Regions from separate parts of the Mus musculus genome. Here region 2 is linked to region 1. Evidence: chromatin loops called from intact Hi-C (ENCODE). Cell type or tissue: left cerebral cortex. All regions are shown on one strand. Links, peaks and the distances in the headings refer to the core of each region. The heading gives the core; the rest is flanking DNA.

Region 1 (8,361 bases), core at 235-8,234:
CTGTTTTGTCTAATGAGGAAACAGAAACCTAATTAGATGAAGGTTAATTTGCAAAGCTGCTACAGTTGTAGGGAACAAGGAGAGGGGCGAGAGAGGAAGTTGAGATTACCGGAGACTAAGAACAGTACAGTTTGTTTCTGGTGTGGATCCTGCTGGAGGAAAAGGCCTTTAGTGGGAAACAGTTGAAAATCAAGTCTGTTCATGCATTTCTTTGATGTGCCAGTGTTGCTTCTATGGTCCCAGGGTCAGTGTCCTCTGAAAATGTCATCATTAAAACCTCCCTTCCAGATCCTGTTGCCTCAGAAGCGTAGGGATTTGGAATGCAATTATGGCATGAGAGTTGGATCCCCGTGGGATTAGCTCTTTCTGAGGGACCCCCGAAAGCTGCCTGTCTACCCGTCAACACTGGGGTGGCTGCTGTCTACAGCCAAGCCTGCCTTTTTGCATGAGACCTGGGGACCTGGCCTTGGTTCCTCATGCATGGACAGTGAGCAAGATACCCACTAGGTCATATCCCTTCCTTCTTTACCCAACATTCCTGCCAGCACTGGCCTTGTCTTTTTGGTAACAAGACTTCCTAACAGGTATAAGATGTTGTCTTACTGTGACTTTGACTTGCATCTCCTTAACGTTTAATGACACTTTTTAAAAAAAAAAATATATATACAAATGTTGAACATTTGCGAATGTTGGCGTATGTTCATCAGCAGCTCTGAAGGTGTGGGGTTTTTGTTCGTCTGCTATTATTGTTTGAGTTCCTTATATATTTTGGGCATTCCCCTGAACTGGATGTCTGGGTTAAATGTTTTCTCCCAGTCCATTGGCTATTTCTTTGAATTTTCTTTTCTGTGAAGAGACATTTTACTTTCATATAATCCCATGTGTCTATTTGAGTTTGAGTTTGCTTTGTTTTTGTTTTCCTTTTCTTCTGCTTTTGTTTCTTGTGTTCTTTTTTTTTTTTTTTTTTTTGGTTTTACCTGTAGCCCTGGCTGTCCTGGAACTCACTCTGTAGACCAGGCTGGCCTTTAACTCAGAGATCCGCCTGCCTCTGCCTCCCAAGTGCTGGGATTAAAGGCCCACCACGCCCGGCTTGTTTCTTGTATTCTTGTGCTTAAAAAAACAAGTCATTGCACACACCTGTGTCATGTGAGCTTCTCTATCCTGTGTCCTGATAGTGCTTTTAGTTTCTGGACTTCTAAGTCCAGAAAGTTCATTCTGACTTGAGTTGAATTTATATATGGTGTGAGACCGTTAAATCCTCTCTCATTCTCTTGCATGTAGAATTCCAGCTTTCACTACCATGTACTGAAGAGGCTGTCATTCTGTGTTCCTGGTATATTTGCTGGAAATCTACTGAGTACACATGCATGCATTTATTTCTGGGCCCTCTGTTCTGTTTTGTTGGTTGATGTGTCAGTGTTATATACTAATTATTCATAGCTTTGCAGTATAGTTTGAAGGGTAATATGTCCTCGTGCTGTGTGTGTATATTATGTGTATATGTGTATTTGTGTATGAGTGTGTATGAGTGTGTGTGTGTTTTTTTATGATCACCTGGACTGATGGGTTTCTTTTGTGGTTGGTTCCATATGTAATTTAAGGAGTGGGGTGTTTATTTCAAAACTGGTATTAGAATTTCCATGGGCACTGTACTAAATTTGGACATCAATTTTAGTAGCACGAACATTTGAGCTATTAATTCTTTATGTTTATAAACATGAAATATCACCATTTATTTGTGCCTTTGGTTTCCCTCATCAGTGGTTTGTAGTTTTACTGTGTGTGGGTCTTTTATATCCTTGGGTAAATTTATTGCTGAACATTTTGTTTTAGTTATTATCATCGATGAGACTTTTCTTTTGATTTCTTTTTTGGATAGTTTTTGGCTAGTGTAGAAACAGTACCGTTAATGTGTAGCCTTTGGTTTTACTATGTTCATTGATTAATTATGCATGTTCTAATTATGCATATGTGTTTGCATGCAGGCCTGTGTTCATGTGCACATGCATCTATATTTATTACAGCCTTCCCTGTCTAGGTTTGTGTGAACAGCAAACAGCGACATTTCATTTTGTCTTTCCTTCTTGGTAGCTTCTTTCCCTTTCTTAATTTCTCCAGTGTGGACTGGGAATTCTTACCTTGTTCTAGACCTTAGAGGAAAGTGTTTAATATTTCGCCATTAGCTGTGGGCTTCTGTCCTAAAGCCTTTAGATGCAGAGTATAGTCTTTCTATACTTCATGTTCTTGTTAGAGTTTTGTGTTTTTAAAAATATTTATCCTTTAATTTTTATGTGCATGTATGTGTACCATGGAGGCCAGAAGAGGGTGACAGATCCCCTTGAGATAGAGTTACAGACTACTGGGAGTCACCTAACATGGCTTCTGGGGAGAGCAGAAAGTGCTGGAAGAGCAGGAAGTGCCAGCTCTCCAGCCCCTCTAGGGATTTTTGGTTGTTTGTTTATTTTTAAATCTTGAAAAGGTGCCAGCTTTGCAAAATTCCCATCTCTTGAGATGATTAATTGATTCTATCATTTTTATCTTTCATCCTGTCAATGTGGTGAACCACGATACTCACTGAAGTGTCCCACCAGCCCCTGGGAGAATGTTTTAATCGAACCTGTTTTATACCTTTTATACGGAACCTGGATGTTTATTTTTCTGCTTATTTGTGACTGAAGAAAATGGAGGTAAGTGAAAATTCATTTGCAGTTATTTCCCAATCGCCAGGCTGTTGTGGGTGCTGTATCGAGAAGGATACTTGAAGGATGAGATACTGTAGACAGCGCTAAAGACTGCGGTGCTGCGTGTGAGCAGCACAGCACAGGCCCAGCGTTTCGGAGAGGAGCGCCCAACACTGCGCTGCACACTGAACGTCTCTGATCTCTGCTCATTGGATGCCACGTCAGTTTTTACAACAATCGCAAGCTCTCTGTTTTTCTGTAGTATCCCTCGCTCCTGTGGTGGGCTCACAAGCACTGAGGGTGACCAACCTCTCATTGCTGCCCTTCAGCGTATGAGACCACCTACTCACATGTCATAAGTGGCAAACTGACGGGTTTCCATCCCAACAACTAAAACAAGCCTTTCGACCCCTCTCCCTCCTTCCCTCCCTATCACCTCTTTTTATTTTTTTTAATCTGTTTTTCTGTTTGAGACACAGTCTCATTATAGTCTTGACTCGCCTCAAACTATCTATGAAATCTGTGTAACCACGGGGGTCCTTCCGTGTCTGCCTCCCACGTGCTGAGGTTTCACGCATCTGCATCATGTGACACATTGCCTGCATAGCCTCATCATGTCTGCTTGCTAACCATTGTACCTGCCTCTCTGCTACCTGCCTTATGTGTGCCTTTTCTTGTTTTACACATGAACAATTGAGTGTAAAATAAGTAATTAAAATACATTCAGCATTTATTACTTACATTCTATGTGTAGTTACTGAGATAAATTCGTGAACGAGACAAAACTTGAGGTTGCCCAGCTAAGGCAGTAGAAAGCTCAGAATTGTAACTCAGTGACTGTTGGCTCAGGGAAACCTTTTACTGAGCAAGCCTGGTGACACCCCAGTTCAAACTCTAGAATCCACATAAAGATGGAAGAAGGGAACGAACTCCAGAAAATTGTCCTTTGACCTCCACACACATGGATGACATTTGGGCTTCCTCTTTCCCCTCTAGCTCTTTTTCTCCTTCACACACATATGGTGATAAAATAAAATGAAATATTTTAAATGATTTTAACTTAATGTTTTATTTCCAGAATAGCACATCGCCTCCTACTTCTTCATAGATTATAATCTGGAAGAAAAATTTAATCAGCCAAATTAATTCTAATTAACAAACTGTAGGAGTGTTCAGAAGGCATCCGCACGTACTATACAATCACTTTGACAGTCTTGCTCCTCCTTGGGGCTGCTGCAGCCCGTGCGCCCAGCACTCTCTAGTCACTAAAGGAGACATCAGCACTGGTGCACAGCCTATGTCACGTGACCTTAAAGAAGCAGGAGCCCAGACTCCTCCCGGACTATTGGCTCTTTCCTCTTTGAGAGCACTTGGCTTGGAATGTAGACTCCACTCAGACACCTGCGTTGGTGGGGCCCTTTCAGGTTTCAAGTAACCATCATTTCTTCCTTCTTCCTTTCCCTTTGTTCTTCCTGTCTGTTCTTTCCTTCTTCCACTTGTTTATTCTACGTGTATGAGTGTTTTACCCACATGTCGGGTATGTGGACCACAACCCTGTGTGCAGTACCCAGAAAGGCCAGAAGAGGGTATTGGAGCCCTTGGAACCAAAATCAACTAAAATTCAAGCCACTGGCACCCTCTGAAGTGGAAGATTTTCTTGGTCTGATTATGTGAAGCAGGCAGACCCAGCCATCAGTGTGGACAGCATCTTCTGCTGGCAGCCTAAATGAACGGACATGGAAGAGAGACATGTGCTTCTTGGCCTAGTTGGCCTCACTGTAGCTGGGAGTCCCTCTACTCTGTTGCTACAGTGTCATTTCGTGTTTGTTACCTCCTCCAGTTTCCAATGTAGAGGGAGACCAGCATTTTTCCTGAGATCAGCCAGGTCTGTAGGGCCAGACTGGGATTGTTAAGACATCCAGCCTCATGTCCGGCCTCACTGAGCAAAGTCTGGATTCTCAGTCTCTTCAGTGTGAAAAAGCCTTACTGGACTACTGCGACTGTGTCCTGGAAGCCAGCCTAATTAATTGCCCTTTAACACATGTATTCAGTCGATCAGTTCTCTTCCTTTAGAGCCATTATGTGAGAGCAAGGATTGGAACCCATCTCCTCTGCAGGAGCAGTCGGTGCTCTTAACAACCAAGTCATCTCTCCAGCCCTCATAGAACGTTTATGAAAACTCACACTTTTCCAGTGGTCAGGAAAACGCTGTCCTCAATTGCGTATATCCACTATAGTTTTCTTATATGTCGATTCCTTGGTTACTGTGGTGTTATGTGAAACATTGGTGAATTAACACTGCCATTCGTTTACTTATACAATCGTCTTTCTTGCTTGGTTCGAGAATTGCAAGCTTATATGGCAGTGGCTCACAGTTCCCGGACTGGATTTCTTCTCATTTTCTCACATTCAATCACTGAAAAGTATCCTCCAGAGGGAGGGCTTTTTTTATTTTTATTTTTAATTTCTCCCCAGTGGTTCCTATACCAGACAACCTGGTAATTATATATGTTAGATACCATGGGGGTGGCAGAGACGGGAAGGGTTCCCACAAGTTGGAGGAGTCAGAAATTAAAAAAAATTTTTTTTGTTATTTCTCAAGATAAACTTTTACACCAAAACATGTTACTTGGGTGTGTAAAGGGCCCTTCCCATTTGATCATGAGTCACCACACCATTACCCTGTTTATGAGGCGCACTCACCCTTAACCATTTAGCCACCATGCTCACTGCACTTAAGCATTGTCTCTGCATGCACTGAGTTGAACGTGAAAGTAGAAGCTGGTTTTACCAGCTAAAGAGCCACGCAGAGATCAAGTCCTGGAAGACAGGGGGCTTGGGCTCTGCTTCCCAGTTCTGTGATTATCTTGTTCTGTGGCCTGAAAGAAATCCCCCCAATCTCAACGGGGGCCCAACTCTGAAAAATGGAAAAATAAATAAGATTGTTTCAAGGTGTCTCAGCGGCTGCCAAGCTGCTAGCGCTATTTCTGTTGTGACTGATGGTAAAAGTCTTTACTTTGGGTCTTAAAGACAGCCTTGTGTGGTTTTAGTTCAGTTTTTGAAAAAAGACATCTCCAGTAGTCTGCATATACTCTGAAAGTACGGACAAGGTATTGAATAGTTAGCTGGGTAAGTTTCTGAAGTACTATAAACTGTTTTCATATCTTTTGAACCCATCGACCTCCCTCCCCGCTACCAAGACCGCCTCACATTGTGGCTGCCCCTCAGCTGCTGTGAGTTCTAGGTCCTTTTCAGTCTTCACAATCATCAGAAGTCACAGAGATTTGATAGACAGCAACCCATGGCTGGTGGAGGGGCATCCACCCGTGAGTCTACCGCCCTGCTTTCAAGGAGCCTGGGCCTAGCAGTAGATGGTGCGCATGCGCGTGCCACTCGCACTGGACCCTGTAGTCTGAACCCGATCATAAACCAATGAGACATCAGGGCAGATCATGTTGGGGGTACAGAGATCTTTCTCTGTTTCTCTGTTCATCTGTTCATCTGTTTCTCTGTTTCTCTGTTGGGTGTACAGAGATCTTTCTCAGTTTCTCTGTTCGAGCCACAGTTCTGTGCTTTGATAATTTTCAAGTGACGATTTCCTTTCCTTTCTGTCAGTGTTTGACAGGGTCTCCCTTTGTAGCACCGGCTGGCCAGCAATCCACCGTATGGACTAAGCTGGCCTCAAAGTCACTGCCATTCTCCTTCATCTGCCTTCTGAGGGTTGGACTCTCAGTCAGTGACACATACCTGGCTTTAGTGAAGTTTTGTTTATTCTTTTGAGACAGGCTTTCCCTAGGTATTCCAAGAGCTTTGGGCTTTTGATTTTCCTGCCTCAGTTTTCCTCCTACCATAATCGCCCTCCTGTAGGGACCATAGGCATGTGCCACTGAACATGAGGAGTCAGATGATGTTTAAGTATTTACTTAGTTATTAATTTTGTTTGTGTGTGTGTGTGTGTGTGTGTGTGTGTGTGTGTGAGAGAGAGAGAGAGAGAGTAGGCATGTTTGTGGAGGAGTCTTTTCTCTGGGGAGAAGATCAATAGATCATCAGGCTGGTGAGTTGGGGCTTTAATCTCTCCAGCTCTAGTGGGAAATTCTTAACTGTATACATCTTAAAGCTTCTATGTCCTGCCTCCCATATCAGAGGACATTCTTAAAAAACACTGTAGCCGAGCGTGGTGGCACACGCCTTTAATCCCAGCACTCGGGAGGCAGAGGCAGGCGGATTTCTGAGTTCGAGGCTAGCCTGGTCTACAGAGTGAGTTCCAGGACAGCCAGGGCTATACAGAGAAACCCTGTCTCGAAAAACCAAAAAATAAAAAAATAAAAATAAATAAATTAAAATAAAATTTAAAAAAAAGGGGGGGGGCTGATGAGATGGCTCAATGGGTAAGAGCACCCGACTGCTCTTCCGAAGGTCCGGAGTTCAAATCCCAGCAACCACATGGTGGCTCACAACCATCTATAATGAGATCTGATGCCCTCTTCTGGAGTGTCTGAAGACAGCTACAGTGTACTTACATATAACCAATAAATAAATCTTAAAAAAAAAAAAAACAAAAAACAAAAAAAAACAAAAACACTGTGTCCAGAAATTGAGTCTAAGAGACAACAATGCCTGATCATGTGAGCCATAGACACTGTGAAGGTGGCTTCTTGACACCTAAATACAGTCTTTGACTTTGAGAGGAAACGTGCCAGCTCTACTTTAGGTTAAGAGTCCTCGAGTGAAATGGTGGCCATGGCCATAAGTAGTTGGCTGGTTAGCTGGTTGTTGTCACAGTTGATTTTTTGATGTTCCTTCTTGGCCAGGTGCGAGCTGATGGGCCACCTGAGCTTCCCAGGTCCCCATGCGGCCCCTGCATTGCAGAAGCAGCTGCGTCTTCAGGGAGCTTATCTTCCTTCCGCTCTGGCAGAAGTGAACGCTCTGCCCCTTTTGTGGCCGAGCAAAGAGAGGTGGAGGCATGTGTTCTACATTTCTATTAATGTAATACAGGCTTGTTCTGGCATTGATTAAAAATCTGCTCTCCAGATACTTCTGTGCACGGTCATTTTATGCAGAGTTCTTTCATATGGCGTTTGCAGACGTCGTCCCACGTTCCTTACACCTTGCAAACGCGGGCGGACGGGTCCTTCCATGCGGTGGTGGGCGGGTCCTTCCATGTGGTGGTGGGCGTGGAGGAGCTTTACTCCTTGAAACTCATACTTCATATGAAAGTTGTGCTTCTCATTAGTAATGGTGACTTTTGAATGGGAAATAGAGATGTCTCTATCCTGGCTGGCGAAAGCTTTGGACGTCTTTGGAATATCTTCCTTTGAGGGGATAGTTCACACATCAGGATTTGATTCCTGTGCAGTTATTTTCCACTCTGAGAGGAGGAGCCAACTATTACCCTAAAAGGTCAGTATTTGGTTTCTGTACTTAATTGAACAATTGAGTTTCGTGCCTATTTTTCTTTAACTGCAAAGTTTTATTTTCAATAAAGATGTCTTTCACTTCAAGTGGATGTTTGGTGCTCAAAAACACCGAAGAGTACTAGAATTGACCATCTCTTTACTCTTGCTACACAGATACCCTTTAATAGTAAGAGTAATTAAATGAAAACTTAAGAGGCCTCATGTTCTACCCCTCAGCTTTTTAAACAAGAAAAATCTTATAAAGCATCACTCTTAGGAGTCTT
Region 2 (8,361 bases), core at 241-8,240, 89 kb after region 1:
AGTCACACAGCTTTCAAACCTCACGGGGTCACCCCAAACCTTCTTATCTTGGTCAGGGCTTGAGAACAAGGAGCCATAGAACCCTTTCATGAAAAGATAGACTGTGCATTTCTGTAAATGCAACTGCTGTATCGCAATCAAGCAACACACTGCTGCTTTGTATAAACAGCAAAGTAAATAAGTCACTGCTCTGAAGTTCCCAGCATCCAGAATACTCCCCTGCTGGAGCGCCCCAGCTTGTCATTGAGAGATGGAAAGTTAAAGTCCAGTGAACACTATTAGTAATAGATTAAAATTAGATTATGAATTAGGTCCAGCCGTTCGACATGTGAGGCACTGACAATCAAGTCACTGTCGTTTATTCTTATGTTTTCCTAAATGTGGTCCTTGCATGGCTTGTATCAGAACAAACCATTGTGTCCTTCTTGTCTGTCCCCTAAAGTCTCCTTTCTTCTCTTACCCCTTAGAACCAGTGGAGTAGAATCTCGGGACAAGGCATACATATCACATTTTAATACCTGCTCCTCAGGGGGATCCTTATGGGCCATAACGTTGGAGACTAGAGTGTTCTTGAGGCCAAGTTGCTTACCAGGTATTTACAGGGTTAGGGTTTTCTCTGCCAGAGGGCAGTGTTCTCTGAAATATGCTGGGTTCATAAGCCACACTGGACGTTTACAGCTTTTTTTCGCCCCTATATTCTTTTTGCTGTATTGAGCCAGCCAGCGATGTGTGTCAAAACCTTAAACACAATAACAGGTGAGCTTTATTTCTTTTGAAATATTTTGTACTGTAGTCTAGTATTTTAGGTGGATTTTTTTTGACCTATTGTCTACATTACCAGGCTCAGAGTTTTCTTTATTTGAGATAATGAGAGTTAATTGTGTTTTACAGTTGATTCGATGCCAAGATAAGGCTATCCTCCTGACTGCCTAATCTATAATGATTACCTTGTAGTAAAAATCTGCTTGCTTTCTGTCTTGCCCAGCAGCCCTGTTGGGGGTGGAGACATGAGAATTGCTGAGGACTTCTGGCTGCTAGCCTGGCTCGGGCTTCAGTGAGACTCCCTATTTCAACAGAATAAGGGACAGAGTAATAAGGAAGGACACTCAAAGCCCTTCTGTGGCTTCCACACATGGAAAGCACATATACCTTCATATACATATGCACATATAAAACACACACACACACAATTTGCTTAACTATAGCTAGATGGTGTGTATGCATTTAGACACCTGTGTATATTCTTATATGTGTATGTGCATGTTTATGTGTACACATGTATGTGTATGTACATGTGTATGTGTGTGCATGTGTATATTTGTATATATGCACGTGTATGTAGGTGTGTGCATGCTCATGTGTGCATGCTTTGTCCAGTCCCTGATGCACAGTGATCTGGGTGAAAATACAATTCTTTGGCAGAATGGCTCACAGAAACAGTGGCTCATCTTGATCCTTTTCGATCAATGGGTAATCCAGTGCTGTACAGATCATGATATACGTGACCAACTTGCTCTCACGCTTTGTGGCCCCCTCTCTCCTGCACAGCTAGTTTGCTTTCCATAAAAATAAAACAACAAAATACAAAATGATCTTCAGTTTCTGAGCTGTATTTTTTTTTCCTTCCAAGGAGAGCCTAGGTTTTCTTAGAGATGGGTTTCTATGTCAGAGAAAGTCTCAAGTTTCTGGGACCTACAGGCTGGGGAGGCTGGAGAGAAAAGGAGGCCATTTGTTTTCAGATCCTCTGTAGCATGCAGGGTACACTGAAATAACAGTGCAGACCCAATGATTTCCTTTTGGTTTACAGATTTCCCTGAGAACAGCAGATTTGCATCTCGAGATGGAATATATAGTAGAAAAACCTTACATGGGGTTAACATCTTTTAGAAGCCTTGCTAAATAATGAACTCCAGATCAGTTTAGCTTGGCATACAGACTAAAGCAAGAGGCTTGTAGATAAATTCATAGCCTGCCCGCTCTGCGAGAGTCCAAAGCTAAGAGGATCCTAGAAGAGCCACTGAGTGTCTGGCAGTGTCTCTTCTTCTTTTCAATGAGCTGTTTACTAAATTCTAGAGTTTCTAATGAAACCCAGGCTTACTCTGCGATCCACGTAAACAAGCTCTTGGCTTTTGTGCTATCGGGTTTTATGCGAGCAGAGCCACGGGGGCTTCCTTTAAGCAGTTGCTGCCTGGAAGGTTCCTGTTTGTTTACGTATGCACATATGTGCTCTGCAAGAATGATCGTCAAGGGGCCCGGTAGGGGAAAGCCAAAAACAAGCCTCCCCTCATTTGAATCCTAAAGGCATATAATATGGAAACGACTTTCCGATTTAGAGGCTTCTAAATTTGGTGTGGTTGCCAAGTTGCAAAATTGCTTAGGATAGAAGCTTCAACACACACAAGAGCCTCCCGGGACAGTCTCTTCAAAGGAGATGCGCATTTGACAGGAATTCTTGCAGCCATTGCCACTTTCAAGCTAAATTCAAGGCTAATGAAGCTCCCTCCCCTACTGTCCTTTATGCCTGCGTCCTACCCCACCCCCACTCCACAGACAAGCTGACTTTTGTCAGGAATGGGTAGAGACTGGAATGATATTGTCTGTTTCTCATACTCAGAAGGGCTTTATGCAGCTTAAGCTGGCAGCCCCAGTATTTTGATAAAAGTTACTAGTGTAAAATTTAACAACATGAAGGGAAAATAATGTTATCTCTCGTGTGAGTTGCAATTTTGGAAGCTCCCATTGTGTGAAGCTCCCAAGGAATCAGAAGTAGCTGACAATGTATTTATATAGATACAGGGTCATTCCAACTGCCAGAAAAATAAACAAATGGTAAAGACAGAGATTTGTTTGGTTTATAAATTGTACCCCCCCCCCTTGTTTAAAAAAAAAACCCTGAAGTTGGGGGGTTGAGGGCATCAAATAACTACATAGTAAACGCTTCGAGCTGATGGGAAATTCTGGGCAGCTCTGATTCATTTTTATCGGATAAAGTACATTTGGTTTCTCTTTTGACAAACCATGTATTTGAGAGGGAAGAAAAAAAAAATCGAACATGCACTGTTATTGGCCACAGCTACACAAGAAGTCCTCCGGTTGCCAAAGGATACCACATGAAAGTGTCTGTTCAAGGGGAGGGGCCGGTCGGGGGGTGGGGCCAAGAAGGATGTTGCCTTAAGCCTCTTCTGCTCAGAGTTGCAATTTGTGAACCAACTGTGATGAAATCGAGCTCTGCACGAATCAGATGCGCCTGTCAACTTCCCAGGTGGGATTGCTTGGAGTTAACAGCCTGAACGCAGAGCCCCGAAAGCAGAGCATTCAGGGCAAGCAGAGAACACCCTGCAGAGGTTTTCCAAGAATCCCTCGGCATGGCAAGACAAGGCTGTTTCGGGTCATACCAGGTAGGAGGATGGTACGGTGACTAGCGAGGTGCCGAATCTCTCCGATCACTACCATTTGAATTCGATTTTTTTTCTTTTTTCTTTTTCCTTGTTCAAATTCAGACATCATCTGAGAATGCCTTTCCGAATTGGCAGGATTCGGGTTGTTAGGGTCATCTGAACTGCTTCCATGCACTTTGAATGCATCTAATCTAGTTGTGTTTGACAACTTGATCTCCTTATCCCCTTAGGTAATATCCTTGTTCACTTTTGCCATCGGCGTCAATCTCTGCTTAGGATTCACAGCAAGTCGAATTAAGAGGGCCGAATGGGATGAAGGACCTCCCACAGGTAAGAGTATCCGTTATTAGCAGTTTTGTTTCTTTAACAGTACTGTGCAGGGCGATACATTTAGCCCAAGGTGAGAATAGGTTATCGCTTTAATGTTGGAGAAGGATGGGGCTGACAGGTTCCACGTGGTGGTACAGAGGGTTGAGACGGCTGTGTTGTGTAAAGTACATTATTTGCTATCAGAAAGTTCTATCCTAGGAATGAGAAAAAAGGAAGTTAAAAAAGGCAATAAACTTTTTTTTTTAAAAGTGAAACTAGAAATTTATTTATAACTTTGGGACTAAGATTTACTGAGACTAGGGGAACCCTCAAGGTGAGTTTAGAGAGGAGATCTGTGATCGCTGTGTTTCCTTCTGGAAGAAGGCAAGGTGAGTTTTCGGAGCTGACTTAACTAACACAGCTGGAGTGAATGGGGCTCCTTTGCAGTGGGCTGTACCCAGCGGAGTGGGGCTTCATAAAGGAACGTTTGTGCAGGCTGAGGGGGCCTAGCTGACCTGGTCTTAAGCAATGGCTTGGTTAATTTCCTGGAAATTGGAGCTGCTGATGGTTTCAGAATTAAAAATTGCATTCGAAATGACAGGTACTCTAGGGGGCAATATTTTCTTCCCTTTCTCTGACATCACAGTATGTCTTCTGTCTCCCCGGGAATTTGGTGTTTCTCTGTGTTTCTTGATTGGCACTCTATGAAACACCACCTGCCTTTATACCACCATAAATGTGTATTATTAAATGAGGCATAGTGGAATACTGAATCTTCCACATGGCAAGTTATCTGACTTAGGCTTGAGAAGAAGGTTGAAGGTACAGTAGGTGATGAGGGTGAAGGAGCTGCAGTGTGTTTTGGAGAAAGAATGTGAAAACAGATCTTAAAAAACTGTGGCCCCGGGGAGCCTGAGGGACAAAACTGCATTGTGTTTCTTTGGGGAGAGAGGAGAGGGATTGCTGGGCCAGAAGAGAAGGCTGTTTTTATTGGAGGCAAACACTGTCTTCAAAGCCTTCTTTTTGACCCTCGCTAAGGCTGATTGTGACAGGGGACTAGGTCCTTGGCCTGAGCATGCAGCTCTGACAGCCCATGGCCGGGTCTTTCCACTGTGCGGAAAAGGAACCAATTTTCTGCTTTCTTTAAATGATAGTGGCAGGAATCGATGCTGTTTCTTTGATGACTGCATTATTTTCAAACTTGGCCATTATTTTTTTTTTTGGACTATGGATCATCAAAGTACCAGCCTGGGACCCTGAGTCCATATTAATAAGTGCTCCTTTCACAGGCAAGTCACTTGTAATGCCTCAGCCCTCAGCAATGAGCATCAGTTTAGAAGACTTTATCTTCTAGATTGTTAAAAATAAAATAATAAAAAAACATTTCCTCCATCCTGTTTCATCTCCTATTAAATGTGTGTGATCTCTACCAGAAAATGTGAAAAGTATGGATTAAATGTATTAGTCCCTGAAAACACTGCTCATATAATAAACTACTTCCATATGTTGTAGGGAATAGATACAAGACAAGTAATGTCAATATTACTTCTGGAAACTAGTCTAGTCTACAGTACTGCTGATCAATTAGATAGCGTTAGACCTACTACAGAGTACTGCTTCTTGACTTGTTAATGGAATCAGTATCTGGAGCCTTAGGGTGTATAGTGATAGTTCACTTCATCTCCGTGAAGCTTAGTTTTAGGGCACCACACAGTTTATATCCGAGTTTCAGGATTTTGGTAGACTTATGTGGCTTTTCTTCTTAAGCTTTCTTGTGATGCAGCTTACCTGCTGTCTACACACTGGGGTTCATTTCTGCTTAAGTAGAAAAGACAAAAGATTCCTTTTAGAAATCGGGAAAGGCAGAGTGTAGACAGGTTTTCTATCTTTTTAAATTGCTAACTACACTTGCAAGGGGGAACCTCCTAAATAATACTAGTGATAGGTGGTTCTATTAGCAAAACTTGAGTCAGAGAACATTGGGTGAATCTTTTTCTACACTTTAAAAAATAAAAGTCAAAAGAGAAAGCATCCTAGGATCTTATTTATTTATTTATTTATTTATTTATTTATTTATCACAGCATGCTTGGGCTCTAAAGATATCCTGCAAATTCAGTGCTATCAGGTGTTTCACAAACAAGAAACGCAATGACTGTTCATTTATATGTGGCCAGAGCAAGAACCACCATTCAAAAGCATACAACTTCTTGATTAGTCCTCAGGGTTCCTGGGCAACAGCTGAGAACATTTGCATGCATGAATACTCTCATTGGTACACTTTGAACTGAGATGTCTGCTCCAAGGTTGTGACCATGGAAAAAAACTTATAATTAATTAACTAGTACACTTTTTAGCTGGATTTCTTGTTAGGACCTGATGATCTACTAGAAGCAGGAGGGGGATGAGACCTCTTTCAGATCCTGGGATGTGTAGGAGGTGTGAAATGACCAGAGTGAGTTATAAGGCTTGGAAAAGGGACACTAAGGTCAGCAGGGTGGCAGAAATAGCATTTTAAAGGAACAATAAGTGCAGTTGAGTTGGAGATCTTTGTTTAAACATCCGACGTGGTCACTCTGTTTATCTATAAAATGGAAAGAAAATGTGTGTGCATGCAGTTGTCTACACACAGGCACACACATGGAATTGGCGTGCCTGGAGTTGTGCAGGAGTCTGCGTGACAGAAGCTATGCGCCTTTCAATACTCTTCCAGTCCCCAAGTAGCCATGGACACTCTTTGAAATAGAAGCCATGTGACTCTTGACTGACAAAATGGCATTTGTGAGCTTGGGAATACTTGGATAATAAAAATTTGATAACTCGGTCTAATTTATCGCCATTTTTATGGGCTTGAAAGGAAAGTTTAAGAGCACGGGAGTGACGAATTTGTGGGTAAATACGAGACGAAGAGCACAGCTAACAACTTTATTGGGAAATGCAAAGTGGTTGCTAGGGACGAGGAGCCCCTTGTTCCTTGATAATTTTAGGAGTCTCAGTGTACAGTTGAGAGCACTTTCAATAACATTCCAGCAGAATGCAGGAAGATCTAGAACTGAGAGATGATCAGCCATCACTCTGTGAGGACAGTGACCAAATGGGGTGTACCACTCGGCGTGACTGCGTGCTAGACTGAACACAGAATTTGAGGAGTTTGAGTCAATAAAATGAGGTCACCCGAGTTAAGACTCAATGACGCCATTGGGTTTACAGTTGACTGTGGAGTGGGGCTCAGGGTGGTGATTTCTCCATTTTTTTTTAATACAGCTGAGAATTCTCGATAATGTTTCTATATCTGAAACTTCAGTGTGCTTTGTTCAACATATTTTTTTTTGTTTTTTTGTTTTCCTTGATTTTTCTTTTATTGAAAATAGATTTTTTCATACAGTACATTCCAATTATGGTTTCCCTCCCCCAACTCCTTTTAAGTCCTCCCCACCTCCTCTCCTGTCTGAATCCACAGTATTTCTGTTTTTCCTTAGAAAACAAATAGGCATCTAAATAATAATAATAAAGTAAGATAAAACAAGCAAGCAAACAAGCATAGGACAAAACAAACAGAAGAAAAAGAGCCAAAGAAAAAGTACATGAAACATAAAGATGCGCGCGCGCACACACACACACACACACACACACACACACACACACAAGAATCCCATAAAAAAATCACGAGATTTTTTAAACTGATAAAAATCAACCAGTCTTTCAAAATCGTGATTGGAAGACAACACCCAAAATTTACAGCCTCTATAAAATTTGAAAACTCTTTACTTAAGTGCTTTACTAACGAATGCAGTACTTAGTTAATGGCTATAATTAACTTAGCTAATGGTTCTAATTCCAAGAATAGGGAGCCTGAGGCAGGAAGGTCGCAAATTTGAGGCTCTTCTGGACTACACTGAGAGACCCTGTATCAACCAATCGAATCCAACAAATAACCTCCTTCTGTTAGTCAGATAAGTAGCGCAGTTGTGTTGTGATGTTCTAAAATCTTAGCTGCACCGCAGCTGGCTGACAGGCAAGGTACTGGTTTGATTCTTCAACTAGAAGATAGATTTTTATAGCAAAATGCCACTGAGCATAATGTACGGCGGGGAAGGTGGGTGACGAAGCTTCTGCGTTCTGAATGTGAGTTAGAGAAGATGTCTGATTAAGGGTGGGGCTGGTATCTACGTTTGTAGTTGATAGTCAACAAATAGTACCTGATTGGAAGTTGACAAGGTTCTTGTTTGCTGGCAGGTTTGCAAATTATTCGGATTTATGTAATTAACTACATTGAGAGCTATTTAAAGGGTCTAGAGATTAATTTAAAAATGTTAAGTTTCCATTTAAATGACAGAATTCTGTTTTCCTGCAGTTGGTGAAGTCTTTCTACATATGAATATATTGTGTTTATTGACACAGTGTTTCCTGAGGGCAGGTGTTTGCCAACTTGCCAGGTGGACCCCTTTATCCATTTCTTCCTCTGTCTCTGTCCCCTACCTCTAGAGCACATCCCCCCCCCCCCCCCCCCCCCCCCCGAGATCTGGCCCAGCAGCTATGAAGAGGGGGAGACTAGAAAGTTCTATACTTAGGAAGCAGTGAAAGCTGCCACAGAGATCTGTGTATTAACTCGTGCTTGCTAAGGGATGATGTGAAAGCCCTCAGAAAAAGGGTGAG

What was found. Peaks named below come from ENCODE experiments on the same cell type or tissue, not always from the same donor. Only the 100,000 strongest peaks of a DNase experiment are listed, where the experiment ranks them.
Region 2: it touches region 1 in a loop (2.8-fold over the local background); 2 of 42 quality-filtered maps call a loop at or near these places.

Annotation. Positions count from the first base shown.
Region 1 is chr15:55,003,898-55,012,258 of GRCm38, reverse strand. No RefSeq gene overlaps it. Among named protein-coding and RNA genes, the nearest start is that of Gm2491, 21 kb to the right of the region's middle. In left cerebral cortex, for the core only: CTCF peaks have their summits at 2,317 (motif pointing right) and 4,246 (motif pointing right); DNase peaks (open chromatin) are centred at 2,381 and 4,270.
Region 2 is chr15:54,914,966-54,923,326 of GRCm38, reverse strand. Enpp2 (ectonucleotide pyrophosphatase/phosphodiesterase 2) reads left to right here and starts at 3,181. Exons shown (of 25, transcript NM_015744.4): 1 at 3,181-3,398; 2 at 3,629-3,728. The coding sequence starts at 3,366. In left cerebral cortex, for the core only: a CTCF peak has its summit at 4,299; DNase peaks (open chromatin) are centred at 4,189, 4,345, 4,581, 5,990 and 5 more places; H3K4me3 peaks cover 4,412 bases; H3K27ac peaks cover 3,763 bases.